Linked DNA regions of Homo sapiens: all the other regions are linked to region 2. The links are chromatin contacts, found by Hi-C or POLR2A ChIA-PET in ENCODE. All regions are on one chromosome and are shown on one strand. The core of a region is the stretch at or near the end of the contact, and the rest is flanking DNA. Distances in the headings are between cores, read along the strand shown. Region 1 overlaps LOC107984449. Region 2 holds the start of LINC00944 (long intergenic non-protein coding RNA 944). Region 3 overlaps LINC02405 (long intergenic non-protein coding RNA 2405).

Region 1 (4,509 bases), core at 732-3,231, 350 kb before region 2:
CTCATGGAAGTCAAAGTCCAGTGTAGGAGCTGGACGAGTCAAGGGTGGTGGCCTCTACTCCTTTTTTTGTATGGGGATGTTTTGCAAAAACAGCTGCTTTCAACATGTGCCCTGCCCAGAGAGCACCTGCACCATCTCATGCCAGTCCTAGGCAGGTAGCCTCTTTCTTGCATCTTCTATCTTCTCCCTCTACAACTCATCACCAACCTGGATGGAAGGGAGGGGAGACAAAGCAGGAGAAAAGAAGCCCCCTCTCTTCTCCCACAGCGTGTCCAGAGGGATAAGAGAGAGTCTGGGTATGCAGGTTGCTAACCCAGGATGGCTTATTTAAACAGTAAGCAAGAACATACACAAAAACAAACAAAATGAAAACTTTCATTGGACTTCTGTTGAAAATCCAGGAGACTATTATGTCTCAGAAGCCCACATTTCTATGGGGTGACCACTGGCTGGAGCTGTCGCCCCCTTAGACAGATCAGTTCCTCCTCCTGTCACTGCAGCCCACTCTGCTGCTCTGGGTTCTGTCATGAGCTGGATTGTGTGTGCTCATAATACGTATGTTCAACTTCTCACCTTCAGGACCTCAGAATATAACTGTATTTGAAGAGAGGGTCTTTAGAGAAGTGGTAATTTAATAAAAATGAGGTTGTTATGGCAGGTCCTAATCCAATCTGACTGGTGCCTTTATAAGAAATGGAGATTAGGCCAGACACGGTGGCTCACACCTGTAACCCTAGCAGTTTGGGAGGCTGAGGCCAGCGGATCACCTGAGGTCAGGAGTTTGAGACCAGCCTGGCCAATGTGGTGAAACCCCTATCTCTACTAAAAAAAAAAAAAAAAAGTAGCTGGATGTGATGACAGGTGCCTGTGAACTCTGGAAGCTGAGGCAGGAGAATCACTTGAACCTGGGAGGCGGAGATTGTAGTGAGCCAAGATTGCACCACTGCACATCAGACCGAGCAACAGAGTGAGACTCCATCACAAAAAACAAAAAAAGAAAAGAAAAGAAAAAGAAAAAAGAAAAAAAAAGGAGATTAGGATACAGACACTGAGTAGACTATGTGGGGACACAGGGAGAAGACGGCCACCTACAAGCCAAGGAGAGAGGCCTCAGAAGAAAGTCACCCTACAGACACCTTGATCTCAGACTTCCAGCCTCCAGAACTGTGAGGAAATGCATTTATGCTGTTTAAGCCACCCAGTCTGTGGAGCTTTGTTATGTCAGTTTGAGCAAATTAATATAAATTTCCATTGCTATGCCTCTTCCTTTTGACCCATGTATCTGATCTTCCTGGAGATTGTAGGCCATTTGGATGTGTGATTTTGATTTGAACTCATTTTTCATAGGTTTAATATACAAAGTTTTGCAATATGCAAGTGTAGTAGGGCTCCTAAAAATGTCCATAGGCTAGTCCCTGGAGCTGTTGAACATGTTATTTTGTAAAAGGGACTTTGCAGATGTGATTCAGTGCCTTGAATTGGGAGATCACCCAGGATTATCTGTGTGAGTCCTGTGTAATCATGTTTTCTAATAAGGAGAAGGACTGAGGGTCAGAGTCAGAGGAGAGGTGACCACAATAGCAGAGGTTAGAGTGTCAGGAGTGCTGGCAGAGGGACCTAAGGAAAGGACTGCAGGTGGCCTCTGGAAACTGGAAAACACAGCCAGGAGTACGCTCTCCCCTGGAGCCTCCGACAGGAACACAGAGCCAGGAGTAGATGCTCCCCTGGAGCCTCCAACAGGAACACAGCCCTGCTGATAGCTTGATTTCAGCCACACAGACTAATTTCTAGACTCTGACCTCTAAAAGTATAAGACAGCAAACTGATATTGTTTTAAGCCACCTTGCTTATTCATTTGTGAATATGGGCATCACTGACTCATCCCACTGGGATGTACACTGCCCAAGGCAGGAATCTTGCCTATCTTGTTTCATGCTGTGTCTGTGGCACCTAGAACAGTGCCTAGCACACACAATTACAAAAACAAAACAAAACAAAAACACAAAGTGCTCAGTAAAGTCCTGCTAAGCAAATGACTCATCCACATTTCCCAGCCATGGAGGAGTAGAGATGACACGCCCATCAGGCCATTCCACTCACTGGGAAACCCCCATGACTTGCACCTTTGCCTGAGGTTGGATGCAGAACCCTGTGGGCAGGAAGATAGACCGATGCTGTTGAGTGAATGATGATTAACTGAGTTCCATGTTTATGCATTTACAACACAGCAGGCTCTAAGTTAAGCATCTCTCATTTACTTCTCAGGACAGTCCTACAATACAGGTACTTTGATCATCCCCAGAGTGCCTAGGAGACAGGCTCACCAGTGAGGAGTGATGCAGCCCAGGACTCACAGTGGTGAGTAATATTCAAAATGCAAGCTGTTGCCTGCATATGGTCTGTGTGTGTCTCCATGACCGTGTTGTATATGGCAGCTGCTGTGGGGTAGAAACCCCCTAGTGGTTTTGGTGTCCTGAGAGCTGAGTTTAATATTCTACATCACTGCTGTGATACAGAGTCTGATTCCATTTTTAATGGTTGGCCCCTGACCCCTTTCAAGCCCCCACCCTCACCTGTCCTGGTAAGAAAGTCCAGCATCGCCTCCCTCAGCACTGTAGGGAGTTGAGCCATGCAAGCCAGGACTTGTGCACTGGAGCCCACCCCAGCCTGCCTCCCATTAGCAATCAGAGGCAAGGCTGCCCTCCCTCTATCCCCCACCCTCTATCCCCCACCCTCTATCCCCCTCCCTCTATCCCCTCCCTCTATCCCCTCCCTCTATCCCCCACCCTCTATCCCCCTCCCTCTATCCCCCACCCTCTATCCCCCACCCTCTATCCCCCACCCTCTATCCCCCCTCCCTCTATCCCCCACCCTCTGTCCCCCCCTCTATCCCCCACCCTCTATCCCCCACGCTCTATCCCCCTACCTCTATCACCCACCCTCTATCCCCCTCCCTCTATCCCCTCCCTCTATCCCCCTCCCTTTATCCCCCACCCTCTATCCCCCCTCCATCCCCCACCCTCTATCCCCCTCCCTCTATCCCCTACCCTCTATCCCCAACGCTCTATCCCCCTACCTCTATCCCCCTCCCTCTATCCCCCACCCTCTATCCCCCACCCTCTATCCCCACCCTCTATCCCCTCCATCCCCCACCCTCTATCCCCCTCCCTCTATCCCCCACCCTCTATCCCCCCTCCCTCTGTCCCCCCCTCTATCCCCTCCCTCTATCCCCCACCTTCTATCCCCCACCCTCTATCCCCCACCCTCTATCCCCCCACCCTCTATCTGCCACCCTCTATCCCCCTCCCTCTATCCTCCACCCTCTATCCTCCATGCTCTATCCCCCACCCTCTATCCCCCTCCCTCTATCCCCCACCCTCTATCCCCCTCCCTCTATCCCCCACCCTCTATCCCCCACCCTCTATCCCCCTCCCTCTATCCCCCACCCTCTATCCCCCTCCCTCTATCCCCCCACCCTCTATCCCCTCCCTCTATCCCCCACCCTCTATCCCCCTCCCTCTATCCCCCACCCTCTATCCCCCACCCTCTATCCCCCTTCCCTCTATCCCCCACCCTCTGTCCCCCCCTCTATCCCCCACCCTCTATCCCCCACACTCTATCCCCCTACCTCTATCCCCCACCCTCTATCCCCCTCCCTCTATCCCCTCCCTCTATCCCCCTCCCTCTATCCCCCACCCTCTATCCCCCTCCCTCTATCCCCTCCCTCTATCCCCCACCCTTTATCCCCTCCCTCTATCCCCCTCCATCCCCCACCCTCTATCCCCCTCCCTCTATCCCCCACCCTCTATCCCCCACCCTCTATCCCCCACCCTCTGTCCCCCCCTCTATCCCCCACCCTCTATCCCCCATGCTCTATCCCCCTACCTCTATCCCCCACCCTCTATCCCCCTCCCTCTATCCCCTCCCTCTATCCCCCACCCTTTATCCCCTCCCTCTATCCCCCTCCATCCCCCACCCTCTATCCCCCACCCTCTATCCCCCCTCCATCCCCCACCCTCTATCCCCCTCCCTCTATCCCCCTCCCTCTATCCCCTACCCTCTATCCCCAACGCTCTATCCCCCTACCTCTATCCCCCTCCCTCTATCCCCCACCCTCTATCCCCCTCCCTCTGTCCCCCCCTCTATCCCCTCCCTCTATCCCCCACCCTCTATCCCCCATGCTCTATCCCACACCCTCTATCCCCCCACCCTCTATCTGCCACCCTCTATCCCCCTCCCTCTATCCTCCACCCTCTATCCTCCATGCTCTATCCCCCACCCTCTATCCCCCTCCCTCTATCCCCCACCCTCTATCCCCCTCCCTCTATCCCCCACCCTCTATCCCCCTCCCTCTATCCCCCCACCCTCTATCCCCCTCCCTCTATCCCCCACCCTCTATCCTCCTCCCTCTATCCCCCTCCCTCTATCCCCCACCCTTTATCCCCCATGCTCTATCCCCCTACCTCTATCCCCCACCATCTATCCCCCTCCCTCTATCCCCCACCCTCT
Region 2 (4,437 bases), core at 1,691-4,190:
ACTCCATCTCGGAAAAAAAAAAAAAAAGAAATACTTCAACAACCTCTGTCAATATACACAGTGAGCAGGCAGTCACATCTGGGAAACTATTATTTGGGGCTCTAGAGGTAAATGTTTATGCGTTTATCTGGGACTGGCGTTGGGATATTTTGATCGAGATGTTACTGTTTATTATTGATTTTCCTTAGAATATCCTATATATCTACAAGCAATTACATGGTTATGCACCCTTTTTTGCACCATTTTTACATAAGTAATACATACTATACATGCCATTCTAAATTTAGATTATTTGGTTTTGGACTTGAAGGGAAAGAAGAGCTCTGGAAGTTTTGACACTGGGATTTAAATGCTCAAGTCCAGAAGAGGGATGGTTGGCTTTTGCTAGCAAACCATTGGCCAGACATAGTCACAAGGTCATCTTTGGAATTAATGAGGCCAGCAAGTGAAAGTCTATCATGTCTACTGCTAGAAGAGGCAACTGGGGAGTAGGGAGGTCACAGAGGTATGAAGTGGAGGCATCAGGTTTCACCAGCTGCTCAGTGAGACACTGGATCCCAGGTGGGGCAGAGTCTACGTAGAACCCAGTCATTTATTCACTGACTTTCCATTCATTCATTCGGTGTCCCCAGCCTCGTGCATGACATAGTTGCACATCCAGTGGGAACATAAAAAAAGCAGAGTTATATAAGGACCCTCAAATTACTTTCAAAAACAGATCATTAGAATGTGAAACATTCCCCCCTCTTGTCTTTACAAGTTTGCACCACATGAGCCTTTTTAACTGAAGAATTTTAACTTTCTAGAAGACAGATTGGCCTATCCAAGAGAGAGCAATCACTACTGAGGTCATGGCCATATATTCATGCATTGGGGTTGCTGGTTGGCTGGGCTCTCAGGGGTGGTCAAGAGGTTCCCTTTATTCTGAACCCCCTGTAGGGCGTGCTAGTCTTCAATGGAGAAGTTGCAGCTGGGATCAGAGACCCTCCTGGCAATTGCATGATTCACATCTCAGCAATAACATCTTGATGCATAAAGAAGAACACTGTACTTACAATCCCCGGAGGCAGAGGAGTAGACACACAATTACATGGCAGGGGCTTAGTTCATGATTAGGATGGCAAAGATCAGGCCCGGGATGGGCTGGCTGTATAACGCTAAATCAAAGAGGGCTCAGATTTATGAAACCAATAAATAAATGAGGCCCCAGACATCTGTCTGGAGTTGCTTGGGGAAATTCATTGATTTCAGAAAAAGGTATATATTAATAGTTTAAAAACATAAGAATAAAAATCACAGAGTTCATATCTTCAGCCTGAATATTTCTTCCTACTTCAAGATTCCTCCATCCAACTACCAATACCTGTCTCCAGTTAGATATCTACTATGCATCTTTAAATTAATATGTCTGAAACTAAACTCCTGTGTGCCACCACCACAATCTGCATGAACGAACAGATGAATGAATGAATGAATGAATGAATGAATGAATGAATGACTTACCATGACCATCAGAATCAAGGCACCTTGGTATAATATCTCTTTCCTTCCTTACAGCTGAAAATTTAGCTCTTGTCTTTGAAGATTCACTTCTGCCTCTCTCTAGCCCTGAATTGGTCTCTCTAGCAACATGTGTCTCCCCTCTGAATTCCTGTATGGATTTCAGACTAATGGCAGCCAAACCAGTGCCTGCACCCTTCCAGATTGTTTCTTCTAATTTAGTCCTCTGCTGGTGGTCTCCATGCACTCTCCTTTGCATATTCATCTGCAGGTCATCTTCACACATTCTTATCAGCCTAGGAGTCTTCTGTGCAGTGGTCTCTTCCTGCCACATCTCCCCTCTCCCCAGGAGATTAGAATGGCAAAGCCACACTCTATGGGATCTCAAGAACCCAAGTGTGAGATTTGCTTTCAGTATTTAGCAGAATTGGTGTTTCTGGGGCGGCAATCTCCTCCTGGAGATGTGTTAATCATTTACAGAATAGCCTGGACTAGTGTATGGGCCCTGCCCTTAGAGCCAATGCCACATTTATTTTTATTTTGCGAGATCTGCACTGACATGAAAACCGAAAATTCTATTGACGTTTCCTGTTCAACCTAAAAGCTAAATCCAGTTCATCACTGAAATCCCACAATGCCCTGAGACAAATAGTGCTTTAAAATATGTGGTGATTTTTAGGTCAGGTGCGGTGTAATCCCACACCTGTAATCCCAGCACTTTGGGAGGCCGAGGCGGGTGGATCACGAGGTCAGGAGGTTGAGATCAGCCTGATCAATATGGTGAAACCCCATCTCTACTAAAAATACAAACATTAGCCAGCGCCTGTAATCCCAGCTACTCAGGAGGCTGAGGCAGAAGAATGGCACGAACCCGGGAGGCGGAGGCTGCAATGAGCCAAGGTCGCGCCATTGCATTCCAACCTGGGCAACAGAACGAGACTCCGTCTCTAAGAAAAAAAAAAAAAAAAAGTGGTGATTTTTTTAAAAAGGAGTGGTTCATTCAGTTAAATGGGAAGAGTTGTAATGAGGGACTAAGTGGCTAAGTTGGCTGGACTTCCTGGGTCAATAGGGACTTCCCTAAGGGGACTTTCCCCTAAGCCAAAATGAGTCATAGCTGAAAGCTAAGGGATGGAAACTTCAACCAATCAAAGGGGACTTTCCCCTAAGACAAACTGACTCATAGCTGCAAGCTAAGTGGTTGAAACTTGAACCAGTCATATAGGGAGTTTAAGCTCTAGCTTCAGCCTGATGTTTTTAACCAACTAGGCCCGCCAACCCACAAGCAGATAGAAAATAAGCTGATTCTATAGGACAGAAAAAGGAAGAGGGCAGGGGTCATAAGGGGATGTAAGCATAAGATACCCAAGCCAGAAACAGCAACCCTTCCAGGTCCCCTTCCCCCACGTGGAAGCTTTCCTTTCACTTTCGCTTTAATAAATCTTGCCGCAGCACACTCTCTAATCGAGCTGTAACACTCGCCACTGCCGTCCACGGCTTCATTCCTTGAAGCCGTGAGACCACGAACCCTTCGATTGAGAAGAACCTTCGGTCGGAAGAAGACTTCTCGTCTCAGTAACAATAACAAGAAAAACAGCCTAGACTAGACGCACATCAGGAAGACAGGTAGTAACAAAATATTTTGTTGTTTGTACTTTTAGTGTTGTCTCTAAGACAGCTTTGCCTAACCCAGGCAACAAAAATTTAATCCTATACTTTCATCTAAGAGTATTACAATTTTAACTCTTTAATTGAGGTCTGTGGATCATTTGGAGTTAATTTTTGTGTGTGGTGTAAGGAAGGGATCCAAAACATACTTGTCAGCAGCAGTTGTGGAAAAGACTATTTTTCCTATTTTTTTCCTCATTCAACTGTCTGGAATTTTTGTTGAATATCAATTGACTATAAATGTAACGGTACGTTTTACGGCTCTCAAGTCTATTCCACTGGTCTGTGTGTCATTTTTTTATACCAATACCACACTCTTTAATTATTGTGCCCGGGTAATGTCTGACATTGGAAAGTGTGAGTCCTCTAAATGTGTTATTTTTCTCAACTGTTTTGGATGTTCTAAGTCCCCTGTGTTTCAATATGAATTTTATGATAGGCTTCTCAATTTATACAACAAATCCAGCCAGAATTTTGATAGGGACCACATTGAATCTATAGATCAATTTGAGGAGTACTGCCATCTGAACAATATTGTCTTCCAATCCACAAACATGAATTTTTTTCCATTTATTTAAATCTTCTTTAATTCTTTTCAACAATGTTTTCTAGTGCTACATGCATAGGTTTTGCACTTCCTTTTAAGAATTTATTCCTAAATATCATATTATTTCTGAGTGCTATTATAAATATAATTACATATTTTCTTAAAATCATTTTTGGATTGCTTACTTTTAGCATATAGAATTTCAATTTATTTTTGTATATTGATCTTGTATCTTGAAACTTTGTCCAACTAATTATTAGTTTTAATAGGTTTTAAGTGGATTTCTTAAGATGTTCCATACACAAGGTCATATCATGTTTGAATATAAATAGACTTACTTCTTTATTTCCAAACTGGATGCTATTTATTTATTTTTCTGGCCTAATTATCTTGGATAATTTCAGGAAAATTTTGAATAGAAGTTATAAGAGTAGACATTCATGTCTTATTCCTGATCTTAAGAGAAAATAACTCAGTCTTTTACTATTAACTATAATGACAGCTGTGGAGTTTTTTGTAGATGTCCTTTACCTTCTATTTCCAATTTATTGAGTGGTTTTTTAAAAATGTATATGAAAAGGTGTTGGATTTTGTTAAATGCTTTTTCTGGGTATACTGAGATGGTTATGTGGTTTTTGTTATTTATTCTAATAATGTGGTATTTAGATGGGGGTCTTTAACTGCTGGCTGAAGACTCTCCAAAGCTTGTTTTCCTTCTTCCAGAG
Region 3 (4,876 bases), core at 1,412-3,911, 270 kb before region 2:
GTACAAAGATTAGCAGCAGATGATGAGAACTGACTCCAGTCTGGGTCAGAGACCAAGGAGGGTATCAATGTTCCTTTACTTTAATGCTATAATCTGATCCTAAGCAGTAAAGCAAACTCAAGCGATTTTCTGAGAACCATCATAGGACAATTTTAACTCCATGAAGTTAATCTGTCAGATTATATATTTTAGAACGTATCTGATATCATTCCAGATGTTTCCTTGGCTAAACATTCTTAAATTACTGTGACAACAATCTATACGTTACTTATTTGCTAATATTGTCCTATTAGTTTGGAACTTCAAAGCTCCTGACCAGCTGAAGAAAGGTGATCCTCAAAAACATGAACCATGAGAGAGTGGCAAGAAGTTAGAAATGTACTATTGGTAATGAGATTATCAAGCAGGCTTTGTTGTACCAAAGGTTTGTCTCACCTGAGGTTATGTCTTTCCAACTAGGTTCATGATAGGAGAACATATTGCTAATAACAATAGTTCATATAAATTGACCCATACACATATCAGGTTCTAATCATTGCATTTTAAATACATTATCGCTGCATCACTAGAACACTCCAAAAGGTAAATTCATCTATTATTCTCATTTTACAGACAAAGAAGTCGAGGCTTAGTAAAGCCAAGAAACTCTCCCAGGGTTATACCATTAAGAATTGGTTATAGACTAGATTCAAGTAAGTTTAATGTTAGAGACTGAGTTCTTAGCCATTGTGTATTATTGACTCTCCTACTTTTACTGGCAGAAACTAAAGTGTTGTTACTGTGTTGTTTTGTTTTAACCAAGCATTTGGTGTAATTATTTTCATATTCAGACAAGCTACAGACTCCTTCAGGGGATAGCAAACTAATGACCTTCAGGACCAATTCAGTCCAATGCATGTTTTGTAAGAAAGAATTTAAAGCTACATCTGATTGTTTATACATGTTTATGCTACACTTGACACATACGGCCTGTGGCTGCTGCTCGTGACAGAGACCACATGGTCTGCAAAGCTACTATCTGGCTGCCCCTGGTGATACAGCCAGGCTTGAGCTTGAGGTATGATGATTACAGGTATCAATGGAACCACACCAAGAAGCATGGATCTCCTGTGGAGCATGATCATATAGGTGATGGGTTCCTAGCCGCCGAGGGTGACAAGCCCAACTCCGCTAAGAACCCAATCCCAGAGCTGACCCCAGATAGGCTCTTTCTGCCTCTTTTCCCAATGCTCACCTGCTGGAGTTCCTTCACTGTGGCTCAGCCTAGAGTCATTCTCATGTCTGGTATGATCTCACTAATACCGTGGCTCCAAATCCCCTTTTTGGATGACTTCATTTCACAATACTCTCCTCTCCCTACCTCTCAGGATGGCCTTCATAGGATCTTTCTCCAACTGAGGCATTTTCTTGTTTTTCTTCAGCAAGGCTAAGCCCCGCAGTGAACATGTCTGATTGGTTTCTTGTCTTTTTCCCTGCAGAATGCAGTCATGAGGTCCTCAAGGGTCCACACCTGGCATGTCCCAGGTGCATCCCATGGGTTGACTTTTCCGCCTGGATCTGCACGTGCCCCAACCTAGGCCTTCATTTAAGACCAACTTGGCCATCCTCTGTCAAACAACAGAGCCTAGCTGGAGTCTCCTAGAATGAGTCATGTTGTGAACCTGGAATACCTGATGTTCCAACCTTTTACCTGAAGATCCAGGCTGAGTTGTGACCCCTCTCTAAGCAGAAGCTTCACCAGGTGCATCAGGCCTGTTAGAGGGGGTCCCCAGAGTGTTTTCCCAGGATGGCAGTGTGTTAGAGGGCTCAAGAGCTCTGGGGGCTATAGAGTCTAAAATGCAGGGCCCGAAGGATTGTGGTTGTAATTATGGGATCCTATTGCCCTATGGAGATATAATTGCATCTTGAAATTATGAAGTATCTCAAAAAAAGTATCAGTTTTCATTTCTGTAACTATAACTGTCTTTCAGGTGGAGCACTTGCTTTCAACCCTCCGTTTATACAATATTATCCATCTTCCATTCATCCTTGTGCACGTCTCACACATACTGCTACAATATTCAGCCTGTGTTGTGAGTGCTGGAGAGAGACGGGGAGAAGCAAATATAACAGATTGGAATGTTTGCCCGTTAGGGGCTACATCACCCAGCACAGGCCAGGTCAGAGCAGACAGTCAATAAATATTTTTAAAATTAATAAACGAGCATGATCACTGTGGCCAATTAAAGATCTAGTAGCATAAGGAAAGAGTGTGGTAGGGGTGTTGGAAGAGAGTAGGGTTGACTAAGCAAATAAACAGGGAAATCAAGTGTGAACAGAGTGTGAAACTGCAAGGAAATAGATATCTTGTTATTCAGAAAGTTGGAAGCTCATAGCCTGATATGTAGAAAGGGCTGCATGTGTGAGCCAGAGTGAGAAGAGTGTGTTGTGGTCCATGCTGCATGGAAGTGTCAAGTGAATGATATTGACAGGTCTCAACCTAATAACTAAGAAAATAAATAGAAACAAGAAAAGGAAACAGCCCAATTTCCCTGAGTTTCAGCTCAACATATAAAATACACAATCACACACATATATAAATACACCCATCTGCACACTTCCTCTTTTTGTGTGAGCAGCTGGAATTTACTGTAGGTGAAACAAATGTGAAGGAGGTTGCGAAACATACAGGATTCTCAGTTACTATTTGAGACTTCTCAATCTGAGTCAGTCTTATAAAATAGTAACTGATTATTTTTAGTTTAAAGGGTAGCCTCAGTTGGGCACTTCAGCCGGATTATCATTGACGCTGGCATACATTAGACTAGAGTACATGTTGAAGCATGTCTTAAAATCCACCTTGTGTCTGCTTAATTGCTGATATGGTTTGGATCTGTGTCCCCAGAAAATCTCATGTTGAATTGTCATCCCCAGTGTTGAGGTGGGGCCTGGTGGGAGGTGAATGGATCATGGGGGCAGAGTTCTTATGAATGGTTTAGCACCATCTACCTTGGTACTGTATAATGATAGAGTTCTCACAGTATCTGGTTGTTTAAAATTGTGTGGCACCTCCCCACTTTCTCTCTTCCTCCTGCCCCGGCCATGTAAGATGTGCCTGCTTCCCCTTCACCTTCCACCATGATTGGAAGCTTCTTGAGGCTTCCCCAGAACCCAGAAGCAGAAGCTAGTACACTTCCTGTAGGGCCCGTGGAAACAGGAGCCAATTAAACCTCTTTTTTTTTTTTTGAGAATAAGTCTTAAAAAGAAGCACTCAGGCTGGAGTGCAGTGGTACAATCTTGGCTCACTGCAACCTCCACCTCCCAGATTCAAGCGATTCTCCCGCCTCAGCCTCTCGAGTAGCTGGGATTACAGGCATGTGCCACCACACCCACCTAATTTTTGTATTTTTAGTAGAGATGGGTTTTCACCATGTTGGCCAGGCTAGCTTCGAACTCCTGACCTCAAGTGATCCGCCCACCTTGGCCTCCCAAAGTGTTGGGATGACAGGCGTGAGCCACCGTGCGTGGCCCCTCTTTTCTTTATAAATTACCAAGTTTCAGGTATTTCTTTACAGCAATGTGGGAACTGCCTGATACAGTCACTCACATTTGCCGAGTGCTTATTTTATGCCAGATATGATCCAGAGCACCGTGCGGTCATGAACGCACGAGGCTGTCACAGTGATCCTGTGGCATTGTACCCATTTCACGTAGAAGAAATGGAGGTTTAGTGAGAATAAGGGTATAAACATATAAGTAGATAGATATTAATAGATAGGTGGGTAGATACGATTTTTCTGAACAAACACGTTGAAAAATAGCATTAAAAATATTATCAGTCATGTTTTTTATTCCAAAGCTTCTAAGGGCCTTCAGCGTGCATTGCTACCTCTCAAGATCAATATATGCCACATAACCCACAATAAACTTAACCAGAGATGCCTTTCCTCCACTAGCATCTAGGAGCACTAGATTTTCTAGAAATACTTTGAGAATCACTGATGATGCAACAGATCTCAAAATGCCTTGAAATTTGAATTCAAAATAATGTTTAAATATAAAATGGACTTTTGTGCTTTATTTCCAACAAATAGAAAGGAAAACTTACTCATGAAATTTAGGCAGCCCATCACACAGAACTAGGTGTTTTGTAATTTTTTGACTCAAAATTGGTAAGCCAGCATTAGAAGGAGTGAGAGTATTGTCTATCTTAAGCTGTGTATAGGGATGATTGCAGCATATAGCCCCAAGGCCATACTGACAGCAAGGTCTTATCTCAGAAGATGGGGAGCTCTATTCTCTCCCTGTATTAGTCTGTTTTCATGCTGCTGATAAAGACGTACCTGAAACTTGGTAATTTATAAAAGGAAAGAGGTTTAGTGGACTCACAGTTCCACATGGCTGGGGAGACCTCACAATCACGGTGGAAGGCGAAAGGCACACCTTACATAGTGGCAGGCAAGAGAAAAAGAGAACCAAAGGAAAGGGGAAACCCCTTGTAAACCCATCAGCTCTTGTGAGACTTATTCACTAACACAAGAACGGGGTAGGGGAAACCGCCCCCATGATTCAATTATCTCCCACCAGGTCTCTCCCACAACACGTGGGAATTATGGGAGCAACAATTCAAGATGAGATTTGGGTGGGGACACAGCCAAACCATATCACTTCCCCATTGTGTATCTTAATTTACTCGCCCAACATCATCCTTCAAGAATTGCCCACTTCTTCATTTCTGTACTTTTTCCACACAACATAGACAAATACTTAGATACACACACACACACACACACACCCTTATAAAATTAATGTCTTTCTGAACATATGGCCATAGCTTTTTATCACACTAACATTATCGAAATCTTCGTCTCTTTCTCTCTCTCTCTCACTCACTCAC

What was found. Hi-C counts contacts between places; a loop is a spot of excess contacts on that map. ChIA-PET counts read pairs that join two places held with the same protein, here RNA polymerase II (POLR2A). Pooled maps may share reads with other maps.
Region 1: a pooled map shows a loop between it and region 2 (13-fold over the local background). The contact joins the enhancer-like site here to the promoter of LINC00944 in region 2. A Hi-C loop is called at or near these places in 1 of 168 maps with a recorded cell type or tissue (HCT116), 9 of 37 single-sample maps with no recorded cell type and 11 of 50 pooled maps. POLR2A ChIA-PET finds 5 or more read pairs at or near these places in 2 of 52 experiments (A673 and OCI-LY7).
Region 3: a map of GM12878 shows a loop between it and region 2 (2.2-fold over the local background). The contact joins the enhancer-like site here to the promoter of LINC00944 in region 2. A Hi-C loop is called at or near these places in 1 of 168 maps with a recorded cell type or tissue (GM12878), 24 of 37 single-sample maps with no recorded cell type and 5 of 50 pooled maps.

Annotation. Positions count from the first base shown.
Region 1 is chr12:127,123,588-127,128,096 of GRCh38, reverse strand. The region is part of intron 2 of LOC107984449; the gene reads right to left. Among named protein-coding and RNA genes, the nearest start is that of LINC02405, 65 kb to the right of the region's middle. RefSeq lists enhancers at 2,157-2,226, 1,092-2,291. Within about 2 kb of position 1,981, at least 5 of the 41 ENCODE cell types and tissues checked have a DNase peak (open chromatin) inside an H3K27ac peak, as active enhancers do; they include HCT116, where a contact is called at or near this core.
Region 2 is chr12:126,770,765-126,775,201 of GRCh38, reverse strand. It overlaps LINC00944 (long intergenic non-protein coding RNA 944), which reads left to right and starts at 2,940. Exons shown (of 5, transcript NR_033878.1): 1 at 2,940-3,123. RefSeq lists enhancers at 2,612-2,691, 2,167-3,366.
Region 3 is chr12:127,040,001-127,044,876 of GRCh38, reverse strand. The region is part of intron 1 of LINC02405 (long intergenic non-protein coding RNA 2405); the gene reads left to right. Among named protein-coding and RNA genes, the nearest start is that of LINC02405, 18 kb to the left of the region's middle. RefSeq lists a silencer at 2,526-2,726 and an enhancer at 2,710-2,839. Within about 2 kb of position 2,661, at least 2 of the 41 ENCODE cell types and tissues checked have a DNase peak (open chromatin) inside an H3K27ac peak, as active enhancers do; they include GM12878, where a contact is called at or near this core.